Linked DNA regions of Homo sapiens: region 1 is linked to region 2. A link is an interaction called in ENCODE POLR2A ChIA-PET data of the cell type or tissue named here. Cell type or tissue: CD4-positive, alpha-beta T cell. All regions are shown on one strand.

What was found. Peaks named below come from ENCODE experiments on the same cell type or tissue, not always from the same donor. Only the 100,000 strongest peaks of a DNase experiment are listed, where the experiment ranks them.
Region 1: POLR2A ChIA-PET joins it to region 2 with 7 read pairs; 11 of 35 experiments call an interaction of 5 or more read pairs at or near these places.

What each region holds. Positions count from the first base shown.
Region 1 is chr19:14,354,824-14,357,323 of GRCh38, forward strand. The region is part of intron 1 of LINC01841 (long intergenic non-protein coding RNA 1841); the gene reads right to left. Among named protein-coding and RNA genes, the nearest start is that of LINC01841, 7.9 kb to the right of the region's middle. RefSeq lists enhancers at 1,076-1,175, 1,236-1,415, 1,486-1,535. In CD4-positive, alpha-beta T cell, no CTCF peak of the experiment used is centred here; DNase peaks (open chromatin) are centred at 1,188 and 1,660; H3K4me3 peaks cover 622 bases; H3K27ac peaks cover 1,824 bases.
Region 2 is chr19:14,506,117-14,508,616 of GRCh38, forward strand. No RefSeq gene overlaps it. Among named protein-coding and RNA genes, the nearest start is that of DNAJB1, 11 kb to the right of the region's middle. In CD4-positive, alpha-beta T cell, no CTCF peak of the experiment used is centred here; DNase peaks (open chromatin) are centred at 1,025, 1,885 and 2,458; H3K4me3 peaks cover 590 bases; H3K27ac peaks cover 1,565 bases.

The DNA.
Region 1 (2,500 bases), 150 kb before region 2:
GCGCAATCTCAGCTCACTGCAACCTCCGCCTCCTGGGTTCACACAATTCTCCTGCCTCAGCCTCCCTAGTAGCTGGGATTACAGGCACGCGCCACCACACCCAGCTAATTTTTGTATTTTTAGTAGAGACAGGGTTTCACCGTGTTGGCCAGGCTGGTCTCGAACTCCTGACCTCAGGTGATGTGCCCGTCTTGGCCTCCCAAAAGTGCTGGGATTACAGCCCTGAGCCACTGCACCTGGCTGAGAAACATTAATTGAGCACCTGTGGTGTCCCTGGCCCTGTTTTAGGTGCTGAGGATACAGCAGTGAACAAGACAGAAAAACCCCTGCCCCCATGGGACTGACACTCTATGTAAATTCATGAATTAAAATATTAGAAGGTGATGTGCTATAGAGAAAAATAAAATAGAGGGGAAAGGTTAGAAAGGACTGGGGGAAGGAAGCTAAAATTTCAAATATGGGGGTCGTCAGGGAAGTACTCACTGAGGAGGTGACCTCTGAGCAAGTATGTTAGGCAGACAAAAGAGTGAGAGGGGCCAGGCGCAGTGGCTCATGCCTGTAATCCCAGCACTTTGGGAGGCCAAGGCAGGCAGATCAGTTGAGGTCAGGAGTTCGAGACCAGCCTGGCCAACATGGTGAAACCCCGTCTCTACTAAAAATACAAAAATTAGCCGGGCGTGGTGATGCCCACTTGTAGTCCCAGCTTTTCGGGAGGCTGAGGCAGGAGAATGGCTTGAACCCAGGAGGCAGAGGCTGTGGTGAGCTGAGGTTGCGCCACTGCACTCCAGCCTGGGCAACAGAGCAAGACTCTGTCTCAAAAACACAAAATAATAAAAAAATAAAAAAATATCTGGGGGAAAGGTGTTCCAGGCAGAGGGAACAGCGCATGCAAAGGCTGTGAGGCTGGACTGGGCCTGGCATATTTATTTGGGGAACAGTGAGGAAGCTGGGGTGGCTGGAGCCAAGTGAATGAGGGGAAGAGAGCTGGAGGTGACAGGGCAAATCACACAGCCAAGCCTTGTGGGCCTTGGGGAAGACTGGATTTTACTGGGTGAGGTGGGAGCCATAGAGGCTTCTTGGAGAGAGGAAGAGCTTGGTCTGAACGGATTCAGGTGCTCACAGGAAGAACAGACGGCCAGACCAACATAACAGCTGTCACAGATACAGGAAGAGATTTTATATCTCCCTGCGGTTGGTTTTGTTGCCTTTTCACACGACTCATGGGGCGAGGCACCAGTGGGGTGAGGAGCTGGGAGGACAGGCCACCCCAGAGTTCCCCTTCCCAGGAGTCAGGGAGCCCCCACCCCACCATGTCCCAGGACACACTCGGGCAGGGCTGCCAGGAGTGTTTGTGTTTCACCCTCTCTAGATGGGTGGAAATGAGGTGTGGCTGGGGAGGTGGTGGGGTGGCCAGGAGGGAAGCTGGGTCCCGGAGAGGCAGGACCCGTGAAGGCATCGGGGAAGGGGGTGCCCCCTCTGAGAAGGCACAGGGGTCTTGCTGTCTCCTTTCTCTATTTGAGTATCAAAGGCCTGCTCAAGCCCGAAGCTAAAGGGAAGGTCAAGGATGTTGGGGGTGTCAGGCTGTGGGTGGCTGGGTTTGGTCACAGCTGCAATTGTACTGCCGATAAGGACCCTCGAGGCTGAATGTCAGCCCGGCCAGGGTTGGGCAACATCCTGTTGGGGAAGTCTCTTCTAGTTATGGTTTTCGCTTCTCCAGCCCTGCCCTGACCCTAATGGGAGAATTACAGGCAGGGGAGCACACACTGAACGCGCACGTTACCAGAAACAGAAATAACTCCCTTTAAATTTTCCCAAGAATAGGATATACACGTGTAAAAAAATAATAATAATAATTTAAAACTTAGACCCAGCTGGGCATGGTGGCTCATGCCTGTAAACCCAGCACTTTGGGAGGCTGAGGTGGGTGGATCACCTGAGGTCAGAAGTTCGAGACCAGCCTGGCCAACATGGTGAAACACCATCTCTACTAAAAATACAAAAATTAGCCAGGCTTGGTGGCACATGCCTGTAATCCCAGCTACTTGGGAGGCTGAGGCAGGAGAATCACTTGAACCTGGGAGGCAGAGGTTGCAGTGAGCCAAGACTGAGCCACTGCACTTCACTGTGCGTGATGGGAGCAGAGACTCCATCTCAAAAAAGAAAAAAAAATTAGCCGGGCGTGGTGGCAGGTGCCTGTAATCCCAGCTACTTGAGAGGCTGAGGGAGAATCACTTGAAACCGGGAGGCAGAGGTTGCAGTGAGCAGAGGTCACGTGCCATTGCACTCCAGCCTGGGCAACAAGAGCGAGACTCCGTCTCAAAAAAAAAAAAAAAAAAAAGAACTTAGACCCTACCTCATAATCACACACAAAAAGTAACTAAATGACTAAATGAGACTAGGCGCAGTAGCTCATGCCTGTAATCCCAGCACTTTGGGAGACTCAGGTGGAGGGATCATCTGAGGTCAGGAGTTTGAGACCAGCCTGGCCAACATGGCAAAA
Region 2 (2,500 bases):
CGTCTTCCCCTCCACGCTGCGGGCTATGGGAAGTGGCTCGGTCAGTTTAATGAGTTGAATGATGCCCCACCCTAAAATATATGTCCACATTCCAGAACTGTGAATGTGACTTGACTTGGAGTAAGTGTCTTCAAAGATGTAATTCAGTGGAGGATCTCGAGATGAGATCATCCTGGATTAGGGTGGCTGGCCCCGAAATCCAATGATGGGTGTCCTTATAAGAGATGGAAAAGGAGAAGACACAAAGACACACAGAGGGGAGGGCCACGGGACGGCAGCGGCAGAGATTGGAGCGATGCAGCTACAAGCCCAAGGAGGCTAAGGATTGCTGAAACCACCAGAAGCCAGGAGAAAGCCGTCCTCACTTGTTAATGCCAGGTACAGGGGCTCATGCTTGTAATCCCAGCACTTTGGGAAGCCAACGCAGGAGAATTGCTTGAGCCCAGGAGTTTGAGGCCAGCTTGGGCAACACAGTGAGACCCTGTCTCTACAAAAAATTTAAAAATTACGCTGGCATGATGGTGCATGCCTGTGGTCTCAGCTACTTGGGAGGCTGAGATAGGAGGATCGCTTGAGCCCAAGAGATCGAGGCTACAGTAAGCCCTGATTGTGCCATTGCACTCCAGCCTGGGCAACAGAGTGAGATCCTGTCTCAAAACAAACAAGCAAGCTGGGTGCAGTGGCTCATGCCTGTCATCCCAGCACTTTGGGAGGCCGAGGCGGGCAGATCACCTGAGGTCAGGAGTTCGACACCAGCCTGGCTAATATGGTGAAACCCTATCCCTACTAAAAATACAAAATATTAGCTGGGCGTGGTGATGTGTGCCTGTAATCCCAGCTACTTGGGAGGCTGAAGCAGGAGAATCACTTGAACCTGGCAGGCGGGTGCTGCAGTGAGCTGAGATCGCGCCACTGCACTCCAGCCTGGGCGACAGAGTGAGACTCTGTCTCAACACCACCACCACCAACAACAAATTACTTGTCGTTTGAAGCCACCCAGTTTGTTGTGGCAGCCCTAGGAAACGGAAACCCACAGGTGTGTTTCCTAGGAGACTGTGAGTTTCACGAGCTCCATCCTCCCTCCCCTATGCCAGATGGCCAAGTTTTCTGCTTGGCGCATCTCCTGAGCCTAGCACTGAGGTGTCCCTCAGGAACTGTGCCCATAGACTAGTCTACAGATTGTGAAGTAGAAACAGGTCCCCCATGCCAGGCGCGGTGGCTCACGCCTGTAATCCCAGCACTTTGGGAGGCCGAGGTAAGGCAGATCACCTGAGGTCGGGAGTTCGAGACCAGCCTGGCCAACATGGTGAAACCACGTTGCTACTAAAATTACAAAAATTAGCTGGGCGTGATGGTGGGTGCCGGTAGTCGCAGCTACTCAAGAGGCTGAGGCATGAGAATTGCTTGAATCTGGGAGGTAGGTGTTGCAGTGAGCTGAGATCATGCCACTGCACCCCAGCCTGGATGACAGAGCAAGTATCGGTCTCAAAAAAAAAAAAAAAAACAAAAAGAAAAGAAAAAGAAAAAAAGAAACAGGTCCCTCAGGAAAGAGGGGCTCTCCCGGACTGAATATCTGCTTCTCCCTGGTGGGAAAGCTGAAGGAATTGGGGTATGGGGGTGGGGTCCCTGGCAAGGGTGGTGGGGACTACTAGCTGACCCGAGGGCTGGGTTATCCTTCCTCTGCACATACCATGACATGAACTATCGTAGGAAAAATGTTGCAGGTCCTCTTGTCTGAATTACTTTGTCACTTAATTACTCACTTAACAAACACTCAAAGGGTCAGTTCCGGGGCAAGCATCACTCTGGCAACTGGTGATACAGATTATTAGGATGTAGTTGGTGACCTCAAGGGAACTCACAGTTGCCACAAAGCGGGGGACATTTTTTAGTATTCTCCTGCCGTTGTCTCTCCTGCCCCACTGACAAAGAGGGAAGGTGTCTCAACTAATAATCAGGGAGTTTGAGAAATCAGCCTCTGCTTCCCCTTGGGCAAGTGTGATGTCAACAGACTATGAAAGTACTTTCAGCCAGGAGGGGTGGCTCACGCCTGTAATCCTAGCACTTTGTGAGGCTGAGGCGGGTGGATTGCCTGAGCTCAAGAGTTCGAGACCAGCCTGGGTAACATGGTGAAACCCTGTCTCTACTAAAATATAAAAAATTAGCTGGGCGTGGCAGCATGCACCTGTAATCCCAGCTACCCAGGAGGCTGAGGCAGGAGAATCGCTTGAACCTCGGGGGCAGAGGTTGCAGTGAGCCAAGATTGCGCCACTGCACTCCATCCTAGGTGACAGAGTGAGACTCCTTCTCAAAAAAAAAAAAAAAAAGAAAGAAAGTGCTCTCAGGTCTGTGGGAGAGAAGATGAGTGCATGCTCTTTAAGGCCTAGTTTTTTTGTTTTTTTTTTTTGAGACAGTGTCTTACTCTGTCGCCCAGGCTGGAGTGCAGTGGCGAGATTTCGACCTCAGGTGATCCACCCAGCTGAGCCTTCCAAAGTTCTAG